Linked DNA regions of Homo sapiens: region 1 is linked to region 2. The links are chromatin contacts, found by Hi-C or POLR2A ChIA-PET in ENCODE. All regions are on one chromosome and are shown on one strand. The core of a region is the stretch at or near the end of the contact, and the rest is flanking DNA. Distances in the headings are between cores, read along the strand shown.

Region 1 (6,329 bases), core at 222-2,721, 490 kb after region 2:
GAGAACATGCAGTGTTTGGTTTTTTTAACCCAAACTGTAAGTTGAAATATGACTTCTGTAATTAAAAAATAAAGATAACAATGTAATCTTTAAATATATTATAATCATGTGATTGTATATATATGTACAAACACATATATACATAATACATGCATATATGACATTTCAAAGTGAAATAACCAAGTTTTGTACTCATAACTGCAGAAAGGAGTTATGAATTTAAGTACCTCACAGTGAAATGAAAGTCCTTTGATCATTTTTTGTTATTAGATAGAAGTTAGGGGTGAAGTACGTGTTTAAATACAACAGTATTACTGAATAGGCTCAAAAAAAAAAGCAATTTCAAAATAGATTTGAAAAATGTCCTGCACAGTAGTAAGTGTGCCTCCTCCCCAGGCCCATCAATACTAGAAAGATAACACTTAATCATAGGATAACACTCATTCTGGTTATAAATTTTCTGTTGAAAATCTAGGCACGTCCATGCAGCAGTCCATACTTACATATAATTCCTAACCTCCCCTTTTTAGTTGCCCCATAGGTACCAACAGATAATAATAGACAGTAGATAATAACAATAATAATCATTTCTAACCATTACTGTGTACCTTGTTTTGTGCTGGCACCATTCTAAGTGTTTAATATCTATTATTAAAATACTTACTCATCACCATAACCCTAAGAGATAGGCAATGTTGTTTTATCCTGATTTACAGGTGAGGAAAATGGGATACAGGTGGCTAAGGAACCTGATACTAAAGCTGGGAGTTAGTCCCAGGCAACCTGGCTCGGCAGTGCTTGTCTCCTGCCTACTTTGCTCTGCAGCTGATTTTTGTATTCACAGCAGAATATTGATTATGCTCAATTTACCTTTGTCTTTATCTCCACCTTTTTTCCTATCCACATCAAGACACAGTGGCAACTAGCTCTTGGATCTTTCTGTGGTACGCAGTACTATTATTCACACAGTTTCCCAAGCCAGAGCTCCAGGAATCATTTTCGACTCTTTCCTCTTGCTCAAAACACCTAATCAGTAAATACCCAGCAACTTTGGATTTTACTTGATTTTACTTTCTACGCGTAGTCAAAAGCCATTTCTTCCTTTCCATCATCACTGCTTTAGCAATCAGTGTGTCTCATTTTCTCTTCCCTGGACCTTCCTCTCTGGTGTTCTTGCCTCTAGTTTTTCCCCTCTTTCATTCTGCCGAGGTGTCCTGTCTTTTTGGATTTAACATGATTAATGTATGTAAACTTAGCAAAAAAAAAAAAAAGTAACCATCCCTCCTCAATGAAAAAAAATCAAAATTCACTTAATATAGTGACTTTGTTAGCCATTCCTTTTTAAAAGCCTTTGTCCCAGAATAAGTATGATATGGAAGACCTGGATATGTGATCTGAGACCTGTCTGTCTCAGTTCCTCTGTGCTATTCAAAGTGTGAGCAAATTCAATCAGAAGTGACTCACTCAGTGGTGAATCACACCTCTGAGTGTTATTCTAGTGTTCAACTATGCATTGCATATTTTTTATGTGATGTGGACTGTATATGTGATTCAGCTTCTTCATCTGGGCTTAAATATAGAACATATGATCTGGTCCAAAGCTGAAAGAAAAACTGTATTGGAGTTATTGAGAACTAATGTGTTGTTTTCCATCATGTTATCTTCTTCAGGGATTTTCAAGGCTAATTTTTCCTATATGTGGCTCTTGCCTTATACTCTGACTTTAGAATGTAAGTTGCAAGGAAGCTGTGACTCCACCCTATCTTCAATGCTGCTGCCAAAATGATTCAAAGCAACCATATCACTTTTCTGCTTAGGTCTTCAATGGCTCACCTCAGGGGTAAAATCTTAGCATCTTCTAGGAGCTAGCCTCTGCCTCTTTTGGCATTCTCACAGCCTGTCCCTTCCTGCATTGCACTTTGCTATGTAGAATGCTGCTTTACTTCTTCATGGTTTATGTGTTTCCACTGAGTGTTATAGCCTTCCTACCTTAGGTGTGCCATAACCTCCATCCACTCTTCAAAACTGTTCAGACTTTACTTCCTTTGATTCCCTGATGTTGGTTGCCAACAGATTTTAAAAACATTTTTTCTTTGTTTTACTTCTATCTCTTAACATATTTCTATGTTGCATGTGTCACACTGCATACATTATTTATTTGTGTGTCTTCCCCTTCTGTGAGACAAATTATGGTAAGAACTATGAATTTTGATGTTCATGTCTCCCATGCCTATCCCAATGCTCCACACTTATAGGTGTTTGATAAAAAGTGTTGTGTTGAAATAGCGTTCCTGAAATTGGACCTAACCCAACAGCTTGTAAAAACTTCTGTGGGAAAAATAACATTTGTATAATGTACTCAATCAATTCTTGTACGTTAGATTGTTGTCGAAATTCAGGGAAAAAAAAAAAAACAACAGATTTGGTTCCATAAATTAACTATTTATTTACTTCTAGCCAGTGTTCAAATGGGACTGTGAAATGTGATGAATTAGCAACGCCCTCTGCTGGTAAGATCTTAAAAGATGTTTTCCTGAATGAGGGTTCAGCTCTGATACCACCTCCACTCCTGGCAGAAGTCATCAATCACCTCTTCTTCCCAATGTGCATGGCTATAGCCTTGGGAATGTTCTTCAACATGGTGTTCCAGTGCTTCTTAACTTTTTCCACATTGAAAATTATAATATTTTTAGGACAGTCTGGGTTGAACATATAAGTCAGCTCAGGGGCGGAGCAGGTCAACCCAGGGATGCTGCCTAGATGCTGCCTACCACAGGACCACCTCAGGCATCCCAAGGACTTTAGGGATATGTATCTAGGCAAGTGTTGTAACCCATTTGTGGGACAGAAATTGGGAAAATCTATTTTAGACCTTCACTTCTCAGATTTTAGTGTGCACATATGGGGATCTTGTTAAAATGCAGATTCTGATTCATTAGGTCAGGGGTGATACCTGAAATTCTACATTTCTATCAGTGACCAAGATAACATTAATACTTCTGGTTCCTGGGCTGCATTATGAGTAGCATGGCTCTGGGACTAGTAGCAATAAATTTAACAATGCATGTAAAATGACATCCACTGTTATCCCTTCAGAATGTCATTTTAAATACCTTTCCTAAGATCTTATGTATTAGGACCATATATATTATTTATTTTCATCATATAAAGAGCCTCAAATTCTCAGTTACTATGGGCAAATTCTAGGCACATAATAAACAATACTTGCTTTCATAGATTTTAATGGGCAGGAAGAGTGTAGGCTAATAAAAGTAATTGTAAGCTATTATTGCTTTGTTATGTATTTGAATGGCCTGGTATATATTATTATTAAAGAGCTTTGAATTACATGCCCTGAATTTACTTTACAAGGATTCAGACAAGCCTAGGGCTTCTTTACAAGACATGTTTATGGACCACACACATTCGGTAGCTACAGGGCCATCCTGACTCTGCCCCATTTCTTTCAGGGTGACTCGCCCCCATTTGATTCAATGAAGGGAAGCCCAGGTGGCTAGCCTTCTCACAGAGGAACCCACGGGATTTTATCCCTTTGGCCCCACTTGAGGCAATTTATTTGATCTCTAAGAGCCCAAAAGCTTTCTGGAAGAATATGGAGCCCCTGTCCTGACTATAGTTATGTCTACTTCTGCACTTCTGTGGTATAGTGAGAACTGATATAAACAATGACTTGAGGTGAAGCAAGATTTAGAATAATCGTGTGTTCATTGTAGCTTTGTAAAAGCCACAATGCTTTTACATTATGCTTAAAAATTGATAACATATGCTGAAAAATTGATAATATATGTATGAATTAATAAAAATATCTTGTTTTTTGACTTCAGAAAATTATATTCTAGTTAGTTACTGTCTTATGGAAGGCAGCTAACATTCTCAAACTCAAAATAGGTTTAGAATAAACCTATTTTATGAATTTTGGTGTTCATATCTCCCATGCCATGACAAAAAGTTAAGGACATTTTGTCTGTGCTTATATCTGAAGTTCACATCTGCCCAGAGGGAAAAGAGTATTTCGACTGCAGGTTTCCTGACCCTGAATTACCAGCTGGTGGTGTTAATTGTGAGACTACATGTGCAAACCTAGCCATGAACTTCACCTGCACCCCATCCTCACCCTGTATAAGTGGCTGTGTTTGTGCTCCAGGGTAAGCCTCTTCTTCATAATACAGAACATTCAGGATTTGCCTGAAAGCACAATATCTCCTGAAAACATTCTTTATAGAAATAGCCAGAATTGTTGTTCTGACTAGTGGTTAACTGGGTTGGTAGCTAGAAGACTATTGTGATTGTTTTGCTTGGCTCATGTGACATTGTGAAATATTATTAATGTAATACACTGAATTGAGGAGAAAACTCATTTCTGGATGAAGCTGGAATTTCTCCCCTGATGAAACTGCAATTTTGAGAAAGTGACACAATTAATCACTCTTCATTCAAAACACTCTTCAAGTGCATTTTTAAATATTCTGTTGTGCAGTTACTGGTATTGATGTGAAGTTGTAATAGTGATGCCAACTGTTTTATCTTAAAGAAAATAGTGTATTGAGGCTACAAAGGGCAGTGGGTAAGAGTGGGAGCTCTGGCATCAGACACACCACTGCTCAAATCCCAGCCCTGACACTGTTAGTGGAGTGATTTTTCTGCAAGTTCTTTTTAAGCCTCAATTAGGCATTGTGATGTGTGTGTGTGTGTGTGTGTGTGTGTGTGTGTGTGTGTGTGTGTGTATTTAAAAATATGAGCCACTATTTTGTGGCAGCATATATTCTACTCCTATCTTCATAAATATTCTTCCATTGCAGAAATGCCTAGTGCACGTGAAAGACAAACACAGAATCTTGTGGCTATTGGCTTCCTCACAGGCACACATATAATCTGGCCTCCCTGGCCCTCCCTCTTCTGGTAATGAAATAGAGGCTGTGCAGAGGGAGTGCCATCTAAGGCAAACAGGTCACCCATTCTTCCTCAATGAACATGTTCACACAAAGGGATTCCTGGGATCAGCTCATATAAACCAGGGGCAAAGAAGAGCGAGGTCTTGTGGTTTGTTTCCCAGGAGAATCGCATTTGTCTAAATGGCCCCCATCTGGAATAGGTTGAAGAGCCAAGTAACTTGGAACTGGCATTAATCTCTTTAGAAAGAAAGGACATAGGAGGCAGAGACAAGAAGGTCACAAAAGAACAAGTGCCTGTGGCTGGGAAAATAAAGACAGGTAGAAATAAGGCCATAGAGCAGATAAGCAAGAAAGACATTTTAGTAAAAAGGAGAAGGGAAATAGAATAATTAAAACCCACAACATTGCTTGATTTATTTGATTTGATTGTGACTCTTAGGAATGCATGGCTAATTAAAGCCATATCCTAATTTTGTTTTATATGCTGTGCTTGAGCTATTATCTTTTAAAATATATTTACTGTCACCTTTGATATTTAGTTGGACAGTGATTTATTTACTGGCTAAATCTCATTACAAAACGTTAAGGAGATTTCCTCCTACCTTCTCTGACTGTATTGAAATAAATGTGGGTGGAATTGACTTAGAGGCCTCTGACAGATTTGGAAATATTTTATTAAGATAGCCTTCTCCTACAATATTGTTTATGGTAATGTGATTTGCCCTGTCTTCTATGTGACCTTGTCTGGCTCATTTTGGCAAAATAGTCCAGTGTGACTTGTTTCATGTGGCTCCTAACAGTGCCAGCAGTTTATTGACTGTAAAAGGACCACATAACCCTAATTGAGAAATCACTGTGGATTGAAGAAATGGAGAATAGTATAGAGGAAAAGTCAGATGGAAATGGCTTCTATGCTGGCCCTCCTTATAAGCCGAAGTACCTCATGGCAAGTTACTTAACCACTTGAAATCTCAAGTTTCTCTTTTAATAATGGATATAACACTATATTTACTTCTTGGATGATTGAGTATATGCTGCACACCAGTTATATAGTAAGAGCTCAGCAAATGTTTATTTCTTATCCCACTGCCCAAACTTGCTTAAAGCAGATACAAGCATACTTTGTTTCATTGTGTGTTTTGCTTTATTGCACTTCACAGGTGTTGCATTTTTTACAAATTGAAGGTGTGTGGCAACCCTGCATCAAGCAAGTCTGTTGGTGCCATTTTCCAACAGCATGTGCTTACTTGGTGTCTCTGTGTTGCATTTTGGTAATTTTTGCAATATTTCAGAACTTTTTCATTATCATTATATCTGTTATGGTAATCTGTAAACAGTGAACTTTGATTATTATGTAATTATTTCAGGGTTCCACAAATGGTGCCCATATAAGATGGAAAAATTAATTGATGAATG
Region 2 (6,166 bases), core at 2,140-4,639:
CAATCCTTGTTGTATTAATTTAGTCAATATTAATTTAGTCAATAGTATTAATTTAGGCTTACTACCAGTCCTCTATCAAAGTTCCAAAATCAAAAGTGCCTTTTTTTTTTTTTTTTTTTGAGACGGAGTCTCACTCTGTTGCCCAGGCTGAAGTGCAGTGGCACAATCTTGGCTCACTACAACCTCTGCCTCCCTGGTTCAAGTGATTCTCCTGTCTCAGCCTCCTGAGTAGCTGGGACTACAGGCGATTGCACCATCATACCTGGCTCATTTTTTATTTTTAGTAGAAACGGGGTTTCGCCCTGTTGGCCAGGCTGGTCTCAAACCCCTGACCTCAGGTGATCCTCCCGCCTGGGCCTCCCAACCATGCCTGGCTAAAAGTGCCTCTTATTTATAGATGTGTTAGCAGGTCGAACCTTGGACAAATCTAAATTGGAAAATGATCTAATATTAAAGTAAACTGTATGTTTCAATGGAATATTACCTTTATATGTATCGCTAAGCCTATGTTTGCAGATAAGAAAAAGCACAGGTTTACTTTAAGAAAAAAAAAAAAAACAATGTTTATGGAAGCGAAATCTTGTGCTACAAAGCAACTACCCTGAAACTCACTGTTATTAATTTTTACCCACTTATTATCATAAAAAAACTAGTTCTCAGATTCTGCATACAGACAGCTTTATGTAAAATATATAAACATTTGTCCAAATTGGTACACAGATTGCATAAATATGGCAATTAAGATTGCATTTACAGATGTGCATGTACAATGCTGTGCAAATTATCACAATATTACAATTTCAGAAATTATTCAAATTGGTATCCAAGTAAAGCAATTAGTGAAAAAATACCCATGCAGAATTTAAATATCTCAGAACAAAATTTAAAATGTCTTCATTAAAAGTTCACACATTTAAAATAGTTTTATTCATTTTATTTGTATATGTCAAAATACATTTTTATTTCCAAAATAGTGGGTTTTGCAACTAGTTTCATGCAGAAACAAGGTCTGCTCAATACTACCAATAAAATCAATATAGCACAGTAGCTGTTCAGTTTTAGATACAAAGAATAAATAACCTAAATACAAAACACTAAAATATTAGAAACATGTATTTAATCATTCTTCACAGGCATCCAAACTTCACAAATATAAACCATAGCATGCCTAACTGTTGTGCAACCAGAACATGTTGCAGTCACTCAAACTGATCAGTTATCTGTATATTTTACCTCCACATAAGACCATGGAAATTCTCAATATTCAGACCTACCATTCATACAGTTCAAATATAACCAAAAATAAAACTCCCACAACTATCCTTGTACCTTTAAAATCAAGAATCCTGAGCTTGGTAGTAAGAGCATAACCTTATATCTTCATAAAACCAATCGAGAGAGAGAGGACTTAAAATCCTGCTTACCAAAACACCCTTCCCCAACCCCAAAGTAATCTAAAATAGGCAGTAGAACACAATGACCTTTTAAAATGAAGGGGTACAAATTCACATTTAATATAGTATACAATACAATCAATAATACAATCAGCTACTATAAGCTTTACAATGTACAATTTATTCAAATGGCTGAACTGTTCAGTGGTTAAGGAGACAGTTATGTGCCAGAAAGATGTAGTATTTTTTGCATGGTTTAATGAAAATATAAAAGCTATTTGTCCAAATAAAAGCCATCGTCACTATGTACTTGGTTTTGCGCTTTTTTTTCCTTAAAAAAAAAAAAAGGCCACTGAAATGTATAAAATGGTCTGAACATGATGGTGGTATCAAAGTCGATGCCTCTTCACATGGCAATAACAGTGCATTTAACATTAACTCACGGGTTAATTCTGCAAATGATTTCATAGCATTACTTTGGCTAGCACAACAGTTTTAGACAGCACTCAGATAAATATAGGTATGTGAAATGTAAAGCAATTATCTTATGCAACTTTAATTATGGTTGAGTACTATCAAGTGAAAACTGAAAATAAAAGCACTTTACAGTAGGAAACTTTTGTAAAGATAGGGCTCCACATAATGTGTAACTTTTAAAGTCTTTATATCACATTGTTAGCAAATTTTGTTTTTTAACACTATCATGGAGTAGCCTACTCTGCATTAGCAGACATTTGAAATAAGAAATAGTCAAGCATGCCATGTGGTGGTCTAAAAATCAAAACAATACACTTATTTGTATATACAGCATCACTCAGTACCTGCTAAAATGAATGTGAAGATTACAGAATCTAACATCTTATACTACAATAAAAAAAAAGTGACCAATGAAGCAGAAAATAGGAATTAAAAGATCTAACCTCAAATGACTTTAAAGCATTCATATAAGAAATAAATGCATATTGCACAAACAGTGAAAGCATATGTTCCACCAAGCAATTCAGTTCCAGGTGGGAGACAACACAGCATTAGCCTAATACATGACAATAATCACAGAAGAGCAAGTGTTCTTTTCTGTAATGAAAAAGCTGTGAAAACATAGAAGACTCTGCCACATGAAGAGTTTAGAAGGAAAAAATACAAACCCAAACTTAGATGAAAAGCCAAAAAATTTAAATATCGAAAAACTCGAAACTGTGGCACATCAAAAAATGTTGAGTAACTGTCTTCTGTGAGAGCTGAAAGTTTTTGTTGACACAAAAGTATTTATGTACAACTAAGGCTTACTGGTTAAATATCTGAGGCATATCTGGCCTTGAACACTTTCCTTATATGCTGGAGCTGTAAACAAGTTTTCTCAGTCATTAAAAAAAAATCTTCTCAGCAGCTGCATTAACATGAAACAATGGTCTTGATTAAAAAAAAAAAACAAAAAACAAACCAACAACAACAAAAACACCCCAGAAAATTAAACAAAATGAAACAAAAATTCTAGATAAGAGGGCATTTGGCAGGATATCCGAAAATGACAGTCTCCAAGGATTCTTCCCAGACTTCCAGTGACTGCCAATTATGGTCCACTGGGTTACTAATATGTGCAATTCCATTACTTGCTGCTTTTTTTTTTTTTATTTGGAAAGTTTGCTTATAACTCTGATCAAGGCCCCATTTTCATCCTTTAGCCTCTGGTTGTCTGCTTTTAGGTCTGGTAACATCTATAAAGAGAAAAATTGAAGATCAAGTTTTACCTTCAATATTAAAAGATAAAACATTATTCTTAATAAATGTTATATTTTCACCACAAAACACATGATCAAGCTTTGTCAGTTATATATATTTCTAGTATCTAAAACATGTATCAGGAAGAAGGAAAAAAACCACACCTGGATTTGTAAAGCTAATTAGTTTCATAAATGCTGGAATGAAAGGTTTATTCTCTCCAAATTTTCCATTGAAATTTACTAAATCACTTGATTTTATGACTCACAAGCACACCACATTCCAGCAGCCAAGACAAGCCTGTTTTTGTTAGGATAGGCTCTTAAAAGAGGTTCCTGTCAGCACCTAAACCAAAGACTTTTGCTTTTATGTATGTCAGACCTAAAATCATAATACTTAATATTGTTCCACAAGAAAGTCAAACTACCTAGGAAAACATTGAGGAAATTAGACTTGTTCTAAATTATTAAAATTCCTTAAACGATTCACCTACAGTAGCTCAGTTTAAAATGCCTAAACAATGTCCGATCCCAGATAGATGCTTATTAAATGGTAACAAGCAATTACTATTATTAGAATAGTGCATCATGTTTAAGCTAAAGTAGAAAGTCTGTATCTATGATCCAACTATTACAAAAATAACCAATTTTGAAGCAAATAGCCTCATATCTTCAAACAACACATCTCAATTTTCTGTTGTTTTACAGACAAATTGATGAAGGGGTGAAAATATTACAAGTTAACTGAATACTCTACTAAGGATGATTAAAACTGTATGTTCTTTGCCAGTTTCACTAGGAAATGAAATAGCTCATATTTTTGGTCCCTAAACCATACTTTCCAAAATAGTCCTCTTTCCTCAGTTTTCAAAATGTATTAGTTTATCTAACTTGATAAAAGTAAAACTTCTATTTGCAAAACTAGGTAAAGCAAAATCTTTAAGAAGATTTAATTTTACGTGGAACCAATATGTTCTTATCTGTGTTCAGAATCTTTAAGATATAAAATATAGTAATATTAAGTTTATTCATTTGAATATTTGTAATATAAACTTAAATATAAACTAATGTGGTTCTGACTTCAAATGACATTATTTTGAAAAACATAATGCATGCTTAATCTTCAGCTTCAAAATATATTAATTATATGTAAAATGTTATATACTGTTGGTTTTCTCTCTAGTAAAGAACTGTAAATAATAGTCATATTTTAAGTCCTAAAATATCTGTATAGCTAAAAAATGTGCAAAAGCTTTACAAAAGTACAGATAAGTCTTTAACTTAAATTCCAAAATCATCCCTAATTTTAATGTAGCTCATCAATTGCAATATACAATTAGTGACAATTTCTAACATTCTAAGAAGCCATGCATAATTAGTTATATGATATGCTCCAGACACAATGGCATTAATTTGTAAAAGTGAGCTCTTACAAAACACGCCTACTAATATAAAAACACCTGCCTGGCTCTACCAAGAAGAAATGATGAAACTAAAAATTATAGGTTCACAGACTGCAGTTGCCTATAGAACCCTGAGCGCTTGGCTACCACTCTTGTCAAGGCCCTATTCTCAGTCAGCAGTCGCTCATTTAACTCCCTCAGAGATTGAATTTGCTTTATTTGGTGCAGGTTCTGCAGGAATCAGAACATAAAGAAATAGGAATAAAAAATAAGAAAATGGAAAAGAGTATAATAAGAATGTAATCACAGGTAATTTTTTAAAAATATTACGTCTTAAAGGAACAAGAGATTCAGAAAGGTAAACACTGTATTCCTAAAATTCTATTTCAAACTAAGTAATACATAAGCAAACAAAATACAAAAGATTTGTCTCCAATCTTCAAAGCCATTCAATAATGGTCTAATAACAAACCAAACAATTTAATAATGAAATATCTAAATCTTGAACTTCTAATTCTGTGGGTACAATATACTTACTATGCACTGGTTCATTAATTCACAATGTGATAAAGATTTTATGAAGGACAGTGTGGTAAGAGGTAATCAATTAACTATGCTACTTGTGAAGACATTCAAAACATAATTATTTCTATAGGTAATATGGAGTTTGATAAAATACAGCTCTGCCTGTTCACTCCCCTAATGTCCTTTACTTTCAAAGGAGAACATTTTATAGTAACCCCCTCCACTACTTACTCGCCAAAAAACATGAAAGTATATAGAAACATAAAGAATAAATAATAAATCCTACATCTTATTATTATTGTCTAACTTTTTCTATACCTGAACAGCAAAAGTGCTACACAAATTAATTATCAAAATAATTCGGGTTTTATTTTTTATTTTATTTTTGCTCCTTCTTTTCATAGGTGTTAAGATTTGGGTTTTAGACCCTCTTCTGGCTCACTAAAACCTGGATTCAGGAAGAAAGAGAAGCACCAGATATAGACAGTTCACAAATTGGGTAATCAGCTTTGAGAACAATTAATGTAAACCATATCTATAATAGTATTTTAAACATTAATACATAAACAGCACTCTCTCTCATAAGTAACATAGTTTACTTACTTTGAGCTCTTCTTCCATTTCAGATATTCTTCTTTCTAGAGCTCTTCGTTCCTAGATCGATTTAAGGTACCAATGTTAGTTATATAATTATTATATTCTTAAGTCTTCTTCTATACTGTGAAATAGTGATACTTCAGAATTAAAGGTCCAATCAGGAGCAGTGTAGAAAAGATGTGATGCCAGTGATATGTAAAGAGCTTTCCAAAATTTGACAAAAATAAATATGAAGATCTTTATCCTTAGAGTACAAGCTCTTAATTTAAAGCTTTGACTTTCTGGGAAGATGCTACATAACATATTCAAACTACTTTTTGAGTTCATGTAAAACTTAGAGTGAATCAATACTCAAGACTGAAGACTGTACAGAGAAGAAAAACAAAACTCACACAAAGATGCAATCATATTACAGTGACAGAAGCAGAAAAGCAAGAAGCAAACATGCCTAAAATATGTGTACTTTGCAATTTCAGAGGAATGTAAGAGAAGCTCATTTCCTCCACTCACAATGTGTACTAGCCATTAT

The links. Hi-C counts contacts between places; a loop is a spot of excess contacts on that map. ChIA-PET counts read pairs that join two places held with the same protein, here RNA polymerase II (POLR2A). Pooled maps may share reads with other maps.
Region 1: a map of sigmoid colon shows a loop between it and region 2 (2.3-fold over the local background). The contact joins two enhancer-like sites. A Hi-C loop is called at or near these places in 1 of 168 maps with a recorded cell type or tissue (sigmoid colon), 3 of 37 single-sample maps with no recorded cell type and 4 of 50 pooled maps. POLR2A ChIA-PET finds 5 or more read pairs at or near these places in 2 of 52 experiments (AG04449 and PC-9).

The regions. Positions count from the first base shown.
Region 1 is chr12:80,267,645-80,273,973 of GRCh38, forward strand. It overlaps OTOGL (otogelin like), which reads left to right. Exons shown (of 59, transcript NM_001378609.3): 23 at 2,458-2,510; 24 at 4,004-4,166. Among named protein-coding and RNA genes, the nearest start is that of OTOGL, 170 kb to the left of the region's middle. Within about 2 kb of position 1,472, at least 2 of the 41 ENCODE cell types and tissues checked have a DNase peak (open chromatin) inside an H3K27ac peak, as active enhancers do.
Region 2 is chr12:79,772,907-79,779,072 of GRCh38, forward strand. PPP1R12A (protein phosphatase 1 regulatory subunit 12A) reads right to left here. Exons shown (of 25, transcript NM_002480.3): 24 at 5,644-5,694; 25 at 662-3,109. The coding sequence ends at 3,023. It overlaps PPP1R12A-AS2 (PPP1R12A antisense RNA 2), which reads left to right. Exons shown (of 7, transcript NR_187531.1): 6 at 5,445-5,539; 7 at 5,667-6,166. Among named protein-coding and RNA genes, the nearest start is that of PAWR, 85 kb to the left of the region's middle. Within about 2 kb of position 3,390, at least 2 of the 41 ENCODE cell types and tissues checked have a DNase peak (open chromatin) inside an H3K27ac peak, as active enhancers do.